3 separate regions of the Mus musculus genome follow, and regions 1 and 3 are each linked to region 2. A link is a loop called in an ENCODE intact Hi-C map of the cell type or tissue named here. Cell type or tissue: left cerebral cortex. All regions are shown on one strand. Region 1 overlaps Gc (vitamin D binding protein). Region 2 overlaps Adamts3 (a disintegrin-like and metallopeptidase (reprolysin type) with thrombospondin type 1 motif, 3). Region 3 has its middle 46 kb from the start of Gc.

Region 1 (2,500 bases), 240 kb after region 2:
AATCCAGTTTTTACTATTGCGTTAGTTAGGGTTTCTATTGCTGTAAAAAAAGACTACAATCACTCTTATAAAAGAAAACATTTAATTTAGTCTGGCTTACAGATTCAGAGGTTTAGTCCATTATCATCATAGCAGGAAACATGGCAGAATGCAGGCAGACATGGTGCTGGCGAAGGAGCTGAGAGTTTTACATCAAGATCAGCAGGCAGCAGGAAGTGAACTGGCTTGAGCTTCTGAGACCTCAAAGGCCACCCCCTTGTGACACACTTCTTCCACCAAACCCACATGAACTCCACAAGGTCACCCCTCCTAATAGTGCTACTCCCTATGGACCTATGGGGGGGTTGGGGAGGAGCATTTTCTTTCAAACCACCACAACTGCATACAAGATAATTTTTTATAGAACAAATTCTTTTCATACAACCTCATATTCTCACCTTTAAACAAATTTTTTAAAAGTTAATGTATAAAATATTTTATTTAAAAGTTGAATTGATATCTATTTTGGCATGAGTCAAAATGCCAAAAAAACAATTCAATTAATATGATCATGTTTTTTTTTTTCTCCCTCAGATCACTAATCCTATATAGCAGGAAGTTTTCCAGTAGCACATTTGAGCAGGTCAACCAGCTTGTGAAGGAAGTTGTCTCCTTGACTGAGGAGTGCTGTGCTGAGGGAGCTGACCCCACCTGCTACGACACCAGGGTAAGCGTGTGTGTTAGTGTGTGTGTGTGTGTGTGTGTGTGTGTGTATGTGTATGTGTGTGTGTGTGTGTGTGTGTCTGTCTGTCTGTCTGTCTGTCTGTCTGTCTCTATTGTGGACCATGGATGTTAACAGCCATAAGCCTTTATGTCACAATTTTAGGACACTCTAGATACCAAGCCACCTAATCCCAGTTGGAAGGAAAAATAAAGACTATTATTTTTAGTGCCCATGCTTATTTTAGTGCTGTGTTCCTTTTATTTAGTGTCACAAGTTTCAAAAGAAAATAACTGGAATGAGATAACTCAATGACTTACTAAATAAATGCTGACAATGAGGGCCATGTGTCAGGTTTAAATCAAGGTTGGACTTCAAAATTCTTGTAAAGTTATATTCATAGATTGGTACCTAGCCCAATTGTCATCAGAGAGGCGTCACTCAGCAGCTGATGGGAATAGATACAGAGACCCAGAGCCACAGAACACACAGAGCTTAGGGAAACCTGCATTAGAAGGGGGAGAGGACTATGGGAGCCAGAGGGATGAAGGATACCACAGGAAACCCACAGAATCAACTGACTTGGGCTCATAGGAGCTCACGGAGACTCAACTGCCAATCAGGGAGCCTGCATGGGACTAACCTAGAGCCTCTACATGTATGTAATGGTTGTGTAGCTTGGTCTTCTTGTGGAAATCATAAGTGTGGGGAGATGACTCAGCAGTTAAGAGCATTGGCTGCTCTTCCAATTCCCAGCAACCACATGGTATCTGATGCCCTCTTCTGGCATGCAGGAGTACATGCAGGTAGAGCACTCGTATACATAAAATACATCCTTAAAAGAAAAAAAAAATCTATTATTTATGTTGTTATTGAAGATCAGCCTTAGTCCATGGTGATCTGATAGGTGCGGTGGCACACGCCCTTAATCCCAGTGCTGGAGAGTAGCAGAACTGGAGCTGTGCACAGCAGGGGCTGCTAGTTTCCAGCTTCTGCCAAGGATAAGACCTAAAACTTAAGGGAAGACCGATTCTCAGTCCCCAGCTTTGACCTGCTACGCAAACATTAACTGTTTTAAATGTGGATACGTAATGGTGATATAAAATCACGCTGCTGGAAGGACAAGCAAGTGTAACTTACAGGAAGCTAAAGCCAGCGATGTGAAAAGGATGTTCATTTAGTAAAGGGAGGAGGGGAGGCCATGGGAGGACCTCCTTGCTGTGGTCTAACTGCAAAACAGTGGGTGGGAGATGAGATGAGATGAGATGAGATGAGATGAGATGAGATGAGATGAGATGAGATGAGATGAGATGAGATGAGAGCCACTACCAGAATGTCTCCAAGTGTTCCTCTCCTCAGAGATGCTAAAACCCCTTCACTGAGAAACACCAGGCTATGTGATCAAGGCCAATGGCTATATAGCCCAATAAGTACGGTCTATTTATTTATGAAAGTTGTTCCATGTTCTAGTCTGGAGAGTGTCATTGACTAACATAAACAAGATTGTATGCTTGCCTTTGACCAAAATTATTCAATTTTGCATGTTCGTAAGCCATAGTGTGGAAGCTTGACTACTAATGAGGATATGTAAATTAGAAAGTATGCATTATACTGATCAGAGATTCACTCCCACTGTGTAAGTTTTCTGGGTTTTCCTTTTGTTTTTGTTTCCCTTTGTCTCATCCAGACCTCAGAGCTGTCTGTTAAGTCCTGTGAAAGTGATGCTCCCTTTCCGGTTCACCCTGGAACTCCTGAGTGTTGCACCAAGGAGGGGCTGGAGCGGAAACTCTGCATGGCTGC
Region 2 (2,500 bases):
TTTTGGCCCAGCCAGTGGCCACCAGCAACTTTATTTACCAGTCAAAACCAACTTGGGGCAGGAACCCTCAACATCTTACCTGTGGATTCTATGGCAATTTGGGGGACTCAATTAACATAATACAAGCATTAGACCAAGCCACAACACACTAGGGTAAAGGTTGACAGTTGAATTACCTGTCACTTACACGTGCTGAAGGAGGGAAAATTGATGAACTACTCAAGAGTAGGTCTCATGTTTAGGAGTAGTTGGCCAACATGTAATGAACTCCACACTTGTTTTGTTGTGGTGGTGGTAGCAGTGGTGTGTGTGTGTGTGTGTGTGTGTGTGTGTGTGTGTGTGTGTGTGTGATGTGTGCTTTTATTTGGTTACACTTGGTGGACTCTTTGCTTTAGTTTGTTGGTAGGGGGTTAATTGGTTTTCTTGCTGTTGTATTGGGTTTTGTTTCTTTTCTTTCCTTTTGGGAAAGAACTTAAGTTGCACTGGGGGTGAGATTCTGGAAGGACTTGGGGAAGGGGAAGATTAAGACCAAAATAGATTTAAATTTAAAAGCTGTTTTAAATAATAAAAAAGTAAGAAGAGAATAAGATGAAAAATAATAAATAAAAGTGAAATGTAGCCGGACGTAGTGGCGCACGCCTTTAAATCACAGCACTTAGGAGGCAGAGGCAGGAGGATTTCTGAGTTCGAGACCAGCCTGGTCTACAAAGTGAGTTCCAAGACAGCCAGGACTACACAGAGAAACCCTGTCTCAAAAAACAAAAACAAAACAAAACAAAACAACAACAACAACAACAACAACAAAAGGTGAAATGTTTCTGAAAGTTTCACATTAGTTAACATTTACCGTAGATGCTTTTATGGGTATTGATTACTACATTGGGTTCCTTGTAGTCCTAATTTGCTAATACTTTATTTTTTCATTAATTTCCAAATATTTTCTGTAACTATTACTATGACTGCATCTTATTTTTCTTACACAATATTTATAGTAATTAATTTTTAAAATAACACTAACCTTTTAAATGAAAAAAAGGAGAAAGAACTAGTAAGATCAAACATGGCCACCAGGGGGAGACATAGGACTTCTTTATTTAGCTGTTTCCTTTGGAAAGTGATTTTCAATATAGAAACTCAAACAAAACAAAACAAACAAAACCCCACGAAACAAAACAAAACAAAAATACATACCCAATTAGATGCTTTTAAACTTCCTGTTGCTGTGTGAATTTGCCTATATGTAGTTATTACTGTCATTGCTGACACTTTCTAGGTAAACTCTGTTGATTTTATTATGTCAAATATGTGTGTCTGGCTGCCTGTCCGCACAGATCTACTTGCTCCCTTTTGGTGGTGGTGGGTGAGACACTGTAAAATCAATGTGCCGAGGAGACAGCAATCCTGTGTTAGTGTGTCCATGTTTGTCTCCTGGCTTTACTGCCCTGAGCTCTAAGTCGAAAGCCAATTTTGGGAGTTCTGACATCATAAATTTCCATGCTATTTCAGCCAAACAAATAGGGTAGCCCTCAGTCGCAAACTCCAGATTCAATTGTACCTTTTGAGGTCTGACATCAAACTCTCTTCCCAAGGTTTTTATGACATGGGGCGGTGTGAGAAAACTATAAAATTTCCATTACTTTAATGATTGTGTTGTATTTGGTTATAATACTCATTTGGCTTTAAGACCTGCTCATCTATACCTACAAAATTATCATGAAGCTTGCCCCAGGTGTCTTTCACTCATCCATACAGAAGTATATTCTTGACCTAATGAGACTTGGGCTCTCAGTCGCTCTGCAGTGGTCAGGTGCTCATTTAGACAAGAGTTTCATCTTAGCCCCTCTCTAATGCACAGGGGATGTTTCTGGGCCCAGCCTCCCATCAGTAGCAGGCAAAAGGATGTCTGTGAGAAAGACTCCCTCAGCAGAGGCTACAGCCTTAGTCACAGTGAGGGCAGTTTGCTTAGTTTTAGATAGACAGACAGGAAATATAGTTCACAAGTAAAGAACTGGTATTTTGAGGTTAAAAAACTCAGAAATCCTCTACCAATAACACCACCTAGCTTACAACTTTTACAAGCATAAGGTGTTCAGACTCCATATAATGCAGTAAACCTATACGTGTCAAGACAGAGTGACTGTCAGCTTGGGATGTGGACATGGAATGGCACTGAAACAAGAAAGTAGCCTGCTGTCAACGTCACCAACTGACCCTCTTAAAAAGAACTCTCAAAAGGTCTTTGGCATTATGGAGCAGAGTTGTTACCTTGAAGTGTGTTCTTACATAATGAAGGCCTATGGGTGCCATAATTCTTCACTTTTTAAATGATACAGGGCCACATCTCCTGGGTCACATGTATAGACATAAAATACTGTCAGTTTCATAAAATTAAATATAAAACATGTAAGTTACTTAGAACAGAGTTGACATATTTTATGGAGCTGTTTTGTTTTCTAATAAGGACCTGAGGATGTCCAGTAGTAACCATGACTAATAAGAG
Region 3 (2,500 bases), 270 kb after region 2:
GGATTAGTTTATTATTAGGATGAAATTCTTCAGGAGGAAGGTTCCCTATTCTGGATATTTAGATTTTAAATCATGAAGAAAGCTTTTATGTCTGTTAATTCAAGGGCAATAATCCCATGCAACACAATAATTTGATCAGACTTAACATTTATCGATTTCTTTTTATTTATTTATTTATTCATTTTTATTTTTTTTTTGGTTTTTTTCGAGGCAGGGTTTCTCTGTATAGCCGTGGCTGTCCTGGCACTCACTTTGTAGACCAGGCTGACCTCAAACTCAGAGATCCGCCTGCCTCTGCCTCCCAAGTGCTGGAATTGACATTTATTGACTTCTATTGAGAAAGAAATGAGTAGAAGGAACCAAGGGAGTTTGGAGGTTGGTTGCTAGGGTTCTGGTTCCTCTTTACAGAGTTCTGCCTGAAGCAGAGCTCTCTCTTCCTCACATTAGAATGGTGTGAAGAATCATGAAACACAAAATTCTTTTTCTAAAGTGTCCCCTCAGAGATGCAAATTTGATCAGGCTTGATTGAGTACGACCCACTGTGCCACCATATCTTAGCCAAACTAAAAATGATGAAAATTCCTGAGAGCAGCCGGTTCATTGCTCTCACCTGTTGACTGAGTGGCTGACCATACTCAGCCCTGAGGAGCTGCAGCCACTCAGCCTCTCCTCTTCTGCCAGTCCCCTTGCCCTGCAGGTGCTGCTGCACTGTCAAGGTTTGTCCTTAATGACAGACTGACACTTTCATTACAAAGCTTTCCCAGCCATGGGTAATCAAACAAAAATATTCTTTTTTCCAAACGCTATTTCCTTCTTGCTTATTCTTTTCCAAGATTCAAAAAAAAAATCTTGTCCCCATTAGGAAAGGACCTAATTAACAATTGTTCTTTCCAAGACTACTCCGATATCCTAACAACAGTGCTCCTTCTCCCTTCTTCCCTTCCTTCTTTCCTTCCTTCTTTCCTTCCTTCCCTCCTTCCTTTCCTTTCCTTTTTTCTTCTTTCTTTTGGTTATGAGCCACGCCATCTCTCCAGCCCAAGAGCTCCTACTTTCACAACCTAAGTTTACTAGCAAGTACTTACTAGCTGTCTAGAGATCAAAGGTTTTTATATTCTTTTGTAGCCTATAAGAAAGCATTTTAAGGTGTAAATTAGAGCCTGGCCCCACATCTTCAACATCAGAAAAACGGACACATTGCATGCTGCACTATAGTCAGAACTTGCCCAATTCAAATGAAACCCTTTGCTTCCACCCTGTGGATGACATATCTAAATGCAGTTACTACATAAAAGGGATTCTGAGATTTCTTTTACATTATTCTAAAATCTACTCATTTTATAAATTACTATACAAAGGATTATACTGTACTAACTTGTTTTGTTGATTCTCTCCTGTCCTCTTCCCCCACTTTCCTTGTCCTGCCTGGTAACCTCCACCCCACTAGCCTCCTTCAGCTCTCATGTCTTATGTAGGCTGTTCTGTCAGCTCCCCAATAACTAGTACTCCCCTCTCATTGTTCCCTTTTCAGTTTCATTGTCTGTACCCATATTCACACATATCTCAGCTGCTTCAGTGTTGACTATTTTACTAAGATCTGTTTTAACATATATATCTATATATAGTGTGTACTTGTATTCATACATATATAACACATATATGAATGTTAAAATAGATTTTTTTTTTTTGGTTTTTTGAGACAGGGTTTCTCTGTGTAGCCCTGGCTGTCCTGGAACTCAAGATCAGGCTGGCCTGAAACTCGGAAATCTGCCTGCCTCTGCCTCCCAAGTGCTGAGATTAAAGGCATGCGCCACCACTGCCCAACCACCCCTACCCAGCTAAAATAGATCTCACTGTAACTGTTTATTGTCAATTTGACCACTATTTACACATAAACCAAACCAATGTGACTAAAGCTAACAGTTTACAAATCTATTAAATTTCATGCTAGCCATGATGTACAAAAATATCCTTTCACGAGTTTCCTTTCTGTGGCTTTACTTCCAATGGTTAATAATGGGCTTCAAAAAATTAATCAAGAAAAATTCTGAAGATAAACTCAGATATTTTTTACTTACTTCCTGTTTCTAAAACTCTTCAATTTTTCTAAAAATTTATTTATTATTTTCATTAGATATTTTCTTTATTTACATTTCCTTTCCTAGTTTCCCCTCCGAAAACCTCCCATTCCCTTTTCCCTCCCCCTGATCATCAACCCACCCACTCCTGCTTCCTGGCTCTTGTAGTCCCCTGTACTGGGGCATAGAACCTTCACAAGACCAAGAGCCTCTCCTCCCATTGATGACCTACTAGGCCTCCTCTGCTATATAGAGCCATGAGTCCCACCATGTGTTTTCTTTGATTGGTGGTTTAGTCCCTGGGATCTCTATGGGTAGTGGTTGGTTCATATTGTTGTTCCTCCTAAGGGTCTATAAACCCCTTCAGTTCCTTGGGTTCTTTCTCTAAATCCTTCATTGGAGATCCTGTGCTCTATCCAATGGAT

The links. A loop is a pair of places that touch in the nucleus more often than their neighbours do. Peaks named below come from ENCODE experiments on the same cell type or tissue, not always from the same donor. Only the 100,000 strongest peaks of a DNase experiment are listed, where the experiment ranks them.
Region 1: a loop joins it to region 2, with 2.8 times the contacts of the local background. A loop is called at or near these places in 13 of 42 quality-filtered maps.
Region 3: it touches region 2 in a loop (8-fold over the local background); 7 of 42 quality-filtered maps call a loop at or near these places.

What each region holds. Positions count from the first base shown.
Region 1 is chr5:89,443,504-89,446,003 of GRCm38, reverse strand. Gc (vitamin D binding protein) reads left to right here. Exons shown (of 13, transcript NM_008096.2): 3 at 574-706; 4 at 2,388-2,500. Among named protein-coding and RNA genes, the nearest start is that of Gc, 13 kb to the left of the region's middle. In left cerebral cortex, a CTCF peak has its summit at 1,500 (motif pointing left); a DNase peak (open chromatin) is centred at 1,437.
Region 2 is chr5:89,678,909-89,681,408 of GRCm38, reverse strand. All of the region lies in intron 21 of Adamts3 (a disintegrin-like and metallopeptidase (reprolysin type) with thrombospondin type 1 motif, 3), which reads left to right. Among named protein-coding and RNA genes, the nearest start is that of Gm7056, 64 kb to the right of the region's middle. In left cerebral cortex, a CTCF peak has its summit at 1,063 (motif pointing right); a DNase peak (open chromatin) is centred at 1,076.
Region 3 is chr5:89,410,466-89,412,965 of GRCm38, reverse strand. No RefSeq gene overlaps it. Among named protein-coding and RNA genes, the nearest start is that of Gc, 46 kb to the left of the region's middle. In left cerebral cortex, a CTCF peak has its summit at 1,266; a DNase peak (open chromatin) is centred at 1,223.